Linked DNA regions of Homo sapiens: region 2 is linked to region 1. The links are chromatin contacts, found by Hi-C or POLR2A ChIA-PET in ENCODE. All regions are on one chromosome and are shown on one strand. Each heading gives the region's core, a stretch centred on a gene start or an enhancer-like site at or near the end of the contact. The rest is flanking DNA. Distances are from core to core; before and after follow the strand shown. Region 1 has its middle 49 kb from the start of TRI-TAT2-1. Region 2 overlaps THADA (THADA armadillo repeat containing).

Region 1 (2,788 bases), core at 219-2,718:
GACACAAACGCTTCTGGTCAGCCGTCATAACGTCTGCAGCTCCGTCCTCAGAGCTGGAAGCTGACATTACTGAGACTCCAGTAAAGGTCCACACTGCTTAGTGTCGTCAACTCATCAGAACTAGCATTATCATTTAAAAATCAGAGGGACTACTTGATGCTTTTGAAAACATTTATTTATGGCTGGGCGTGGTGGCTCACACCTGCAATCCCAGCAGTTTGGGAGGCGGAGGCAGGAAGATGGCTTGAGCCCACACGTTCGAGACCAGCCTGGACAACACAGAGAGCCCCATCTCTATAAAATAAAACAAAAGTAATAAAGAAAAATAAAAAAGAAATAGCCGAGTGTGGTGATGCATGCTAATCCCAGCTAATCAGGAGGCTGAGGTGGGAGGATCGCTTGAGCCCAGGAGTTCAGGGCTGCAGTGAGCCATGATCGTGCCACTGCACTCCAGCCTGAGAGACCGAGCAAGACCCTGTCTCAAAAAAGAAGAAAAGAAAAGAAAGGAAAAGAAAACATTTATTCACTCAGCAAATTCTTAACAATGCCTGCTTTGTGGCAGAGTTTTTTCTAGGTGGCAGAGATACAGAGACAAGAGACGCAGCCCTGCCCCATAAGGAGCTTACAGTTGTGTGGAGAAGTCAGACAATACAGCTACCATATGGGGCACTTCGGGGGGAAGGAGGGGGACCCAGCACAGTCTAGAGGGCTCCCCAAGGGGCTTCCTGAGTAGCTGATGCCTGAGCTGCATTATGAGGGACAAGTCATGGGGGCTGGAGGGTAGGATGGTGACTGCTGTTCCAGATGGAGGGGACAGCTCTGCAAAGTCTCAGAAGGGGAGTGAGGTGAAGGGGGAGAGCTGTGAAGGCACTGGCCTGGCTGGAACTTGGGTGTGGAGGGAGCAGGGTGAGAGCAGAGGCTGGGAGTGGGGACACGGCTGTGAGGGCCTGAGCTATATGTAACTGTTACAGAGTTGTGTCTTAGGGGTGTGTGTGTGTGTTGGGGGTGGGGGGGTCGGAGATGGAGTGGCCACATAGACTTCTTTCTTCCTTTAAGTTTTGAAAAAAGTGATGGGATTATGGATTCTTTCCAACTGTGTGTGTGTGTGTGTATATATTGGGGGTGGGGTTTTTTTTTCTATGTAGAAACTAAGAAATTAGCAGTCTGACAAATATCAGAACAGTATCAGGAAAGAATGAGTCCTCTTCTGACATTTACTGTCACTGAATTTTCTATGGTTGTATTATATAGGCATGTCCTTTAGATCAACCATTCTCAAGTTTCAGTGTGAATGACCACTGGGGACATTTACTGAAAATCTGGGTGTTTGGGATTTGTCCTGGAGATTTTGATTCAGCAGGGCCCAGCATTGTGCATTCTTCAACAAATTCTCCTGGATTATGTGGAGTCAGTTTCTACTGCTTTGATAAACTCATTCCGAGAGCCTGATTATTTCCTCTTGGGGAATTTGCTGGCAATTCAAGAGTCTACCACCAGATGGCAGTGGTGCTTTGTGATGGATCTAGGCAAAGCCAGTTTTCTACAGGGGGATAGTTGTTGAACAGGCAGTTCTCCTTTATTGCAAGAATGTACAGAAAATAACTCTTTTAGATAATTTCTAAAATAATTTGATCACGAAATCTTAGATATAGGAGCTTGTTTTAAAGTTAAATTTACCCTTCAAACATTACAGCTGAGCTTTCCAATATGGTGACCACTAGCCATGTGTGGCTTTTGAGCACCTGAAAAGTGGTTAAATTGTGATGTGCTGAAAGTGTCATAAACACATTGGCTTTCATTCTTTAGAAGTTCCTATGACTTAAAGACATAAATAAAAAAATTAGCTTTCAAAAGCAAAAAAAGTCTTATTAATATGAAGATTGCATGTTGAAATATTTTGAGTTGAGTTAAATAAAAGTTTATTAAAATTCATTTCGCCTGTCTCTTTTTCCTTTTTAAATGTGACTACTAGAAAAGTTTAAATTATATGTGTCTCATATTCTATTTCTAATGGACAGTGCTGCATTGAAATAATCTAAATTAATTTCTTCATTTTTGAAAGTGAGAGAATCGAGGCCTCAAGTTTGATGGAAAACTGCTGGATTTGAAGTCAAAGACCTGTATTTAAGTTCCAGTTCAAACACTGACTTCATGCCTCTGGGCAAGCAATATACCTTCTCTTAGCCTCCATTTCATTGTCTGTGAAAAAGGGATAATTACAGCAGCCTTACTTAAAAGAGTTACTTAAAAGACCAAGTGAGAGAATGTGTATAAAGGAAGTTGTGTAAACTTCGAAGCATCATAAAGGTATGAAATTACTATTGTTGTGGTTACTGATAATGACTAGAACTCAGGCCAAATAAACTCTACAAGTCATGAAAGCATTCACCGTGTGAAAGTCACTGGATTGGGCACTTCTAGACTGTTAGGAATTTATAGCTGACTTGAGGAGTTGCTACTTAAGCTCACGAAATGGAAAATGACAATGCAATACACGATAAAAACAGTGATTCAAATAAGAAATGGAAAGTTTGTCCCAAGGCATATATGGTTAATAGTGAGTGTTACTGCTTTTTCTTTCTAAAGTAAGCATTTATTGAGCTGGTACAGTAGGATTGGAAGGTTGGGGTTGGGAAGAGGGAGTAATGAAAATGATGAACATGTTTTCTCTGTTTACAAAGAGGTTTGCCATCTGAGTAGAGGAATGAAGGCAGACACAGAAGACATGAGCGACTGAAGACCCAGTGTGGAAGCTGCCAGCCTTGGTACTTCCAATAACAGCACTGGA
Region 2 (3,032 bases), core at 231-2,730, 430 kb after region 1:
CAAAGACTACCTCTGACACACTCTACAGTGAATTTTTAATGATCTGTTTCCTAAACATCCCAAAGTGGTTTGCTCTGTCTTTGGTTAATCTCTGCCATCAATACTCCTATCATCAAAAGCTTTTCTTGGTGCCCTACCAGGTATGACGCCATGCCAACCACCATAAAAAGAGAGTCCTTATCCACTGGCTGCCGAATCTACTTCCTATTGCCCCTGGAGAGCCTAAACCCAATCTTGCCTTCATGATCCTACCATTCCAGTGGCTCACAAAAGAATGTGGGGAGTGTAAAGGGCCAGTCAGTACGTTGGAGACTTTACCTTGCAGAAGCATTCTGGGTGATTTTCCTTCATGGCCAACAATAAGAACTTCTCTCCCATGTTGCACAGCAAGGGTGGCACGCCCTTCTCTCCAAGTCCAGAGGCTGCTGCTAAGAACTTTTCCAAGAGGGCTTCCAGTGTTAGTGAGCGCACTTCAGGGAAGGCAGATTCTAACAGCTGAGAGAAAGAGATGGGGACATTCGTCTCCCGCTCTCCACTCTTGGCTGCCGCGGCCCACACTGCAGCAATGGCTAGTCTGGTGAGGCTCTGGAGGTACTGGGGCAGGCCTGGCACCTTGAAGGCCCAAGGGAATCCCGTTATCAGCTCTGATCCTGAGATAATCCCTCTGACTTCCTCCCAGAAGCCAAGACTCTCCAGAACTAAGAAGCAAAAAAAGCAAAAGGGAAAGAGATAATCACTTTAAATTTCCACAAAAGGACATGAAAGAATGAAGACTGAATCCACTGCGTGAGGCCATCAGATGTCTCCCATAAGCAGATTTCAAACACTGTCATAAGTGAGTGGCCCTCTAAGGTTCAGACTTCTAGTCCACAACAATTTCCATTTAGGTAATGTATAATTTTTCCAACAGGGGCACAAAGGCATTACTATTAGAAAATGCGTTCCTGGCACCCCTCCTCAACATTCAATAAATACGAACTCAGTGACCTCTTATCACCGAGCCTCAAAGCTGACCATGAGAAGAGGACATCTAGTATAAACTTCCTTCAGGGGTGAAGCTCCCCTCTGTAACACCCTTTCCCAGAAGCTCTTGGTTGAACCCTACAGTACCCTGGAGCTCATGAGACAGCTTATTCCATTGTTAGTAGATCTAATTGTCAAAAAGTTCTTTTTGTGTTTCTACTCACTGGCCTAATGCTACATTTTGAGGCTCCCAATGACAGCTCTTTAGACATTTGATTACAATTCTTGTGTCCCCTCTGTCTTCTCCAGATGAAACATTCCTACTTCCTTCCTCAAATGATGGGGTCACTGTCTCTCATTATTCTAGCTGCTTTCCTGTGGACATGCCTCACCCTCTCTTAAAGGATGGCCAATAGGCTGGATCACAAATCTCCTGCATGGTTTGACCCGCAGGACTATTACTTTCTCTGTTCTGAACTGGAGTTGCATCACACTGTTGACTCATATGGAGCACAAAGTCAACTGAAACCACAGCCCTTCTTTTTTGACGTGGTCTACTGATGGTGGTGAGTCATCTTTCTCCCACTTTGTACTCAGTACTTAAGCCAAGATGTGTTTTCTTTGTTTATTTTAAGCCCAAGTATATCCCTGTTAAATTTTATCCTCCTGTTAAGTTTTATGGTCTACCTTTCATTTGCCGAGATCTTTTCATATTCTCAGTTCTGATTAAAAAAATAAAAAAACCAAAAACTTATTGCCTGCTTACTATGTGCTAGGAGCTAAATAAGATCACTGCCCTTAAGGAGTTTATAGTCAGTCTAGTTTGAGAAAGAGAAATGCATGAACACATAATTCCAATATAGTGGTACAAATGATAACCTAGGCCTCAAAGAGGAAGACAGGTGACAATGTGTTAGCACCACCAAAGGCAGGGGAACCAGCTGAGCAAAGGCTCAACAAAGGCATGAAACAGAACGGACCATGTGGGGAACTACAGGCCATCCCATAACACTGGAGCATAAAATTTGAGGTGGGAAAGGGCAGGAGATGAGGCTAGGGAAGAAATGTGGCTAGAGTACAGAAAGCCTCCTAGACAATGTGAAGCAGCTAGTTCTGTATGCAACGGAATGCCACTGGGGGGTTATTTTAAGCAGTAAGGTCAGGGGCCCATTTTCACTGAAGTGCTCTTATCGTTGAGGAGGCAATATTAGAGGCAGGGAGACCAGTTACAACACTACTGCACCGTAGTCCAGGAGAGAAATAAATGACGAGGGCCTTAAGTTCAGAAGGAATCAGGAGAAGGTGGGTTTAAGAAACGCTGAAGGTCTGAAGCCAAGGTGATCATTTAAAAAGGCAAAAAAGAAAGAAAAAAAAACACTGAAGGGATAAAACTGGCAGGACTAGGGAATGAGGGTGCGGACTAGGGTAGGAGTCTCGGGTACCTCCCAGCACCCAGTTCTTCACACATGTTCATCATCTAATAGAAATTGGGTAAACCAGCTGGGCGTGGTGGCTCATGCCTGTAATCCCAACATTTTGGGAGCCCAAGGTGGGAGGACTGCTTGAGCCCAGGAGTTTGAGACCAGCCTGGACAACACTGTGAAAATCTATTTCTACAAAAAATAAAAAGTCAGCTGGGTGGGGGATCACTTGAGCCCAGGAGGTTGAGGATGCAGTGAGCCAGGATGCTGACACTGCATTCCAGCCTGGGCGACAAAGTGAGACCCTATCTCAAAAACGCATACAAAGTAGTTGGCAAACTTCAATTTCACAGGAATGCCTAAATGCCCAAAATCAAATAATTACTAAAAATGTGGGCAAGCTGGAGGGTGGAGGCCTTTGGTGAGCAGGCTCCCTGCTGGCCCTTGCCTCAAACGCTCTTCCAGGCTCTCACTAATTCATTAACTAGCCCTCTTCGGTTTGAGTCATCCCCCACTTATGAATCCTCTTAATTGTATCATTCTGTCCATGAAGTTTTATCTACAAGAACTTATGACAGACTTCACCAAATGCCTTGCCAAAATTTAGATATTATATTCATAGCATTCTCTGATAAATCCTGACAACTG

Evidence for each region. Hi-C counts contacts between places; a loop is a spot of excess contacts on that map. ChIA-PET counts read pairs that join two places held with the same protein, here RNA polymerase II (POLR2A). Pooled maps may share reads with other maps.
Region 2: a pooled map shows a loop between it and region 1 (2.6-fold over the local background). The contact joins two enhancer-like sites. A Hi-C loop is called at or near these places in 2 of 50 pooled maps. POLR2A ChIA-PET finds 5 or more read pairs at or near these places in 2 of 52 experiments (H1 and activated CD4-positive, alpha-beta memory T cell).

Annotation. Positions count from the first base shown.
Region 1 is chr2:42,857,648-42,860,435 of GRCh38, forward strand. No RefSeq gene overlaps it. Among named protein-coding and RNA genes, the nearest start is that of TRI-TAT2-1, 49 kb to the left of the region's middle. RefSeq lists an enhancer at 1-175. Within about 2 kb of position 1,469, at least 3 of the 41 ENCODE cell types and tissues checked have a DNase peak (open chromatin) inside an H3K27ac peak, as active enhancers do.
Region 2 is chr2:43,292,516-43,295,547 of GRCh38, forward strand. It overlaps THADA (THADA armadillo repeat containing), which reads right to left. Exons shown (of 38, transcript NM_022065.5): 32 at 319-698. Among named protein-coding and RNA genes, the nearest start is that of LINC01126, 67 kb to the left of the region's middle. RefSeq lists an enhancer at 319-1,518 and a silencer at 795-1,089. Within about 2 kb of position 1,481, at least 14 of the 41 ENCODE cell types and tissues checked have a DNase peak (open chromatin) inside an H3K27ac peak, as active enhancers do.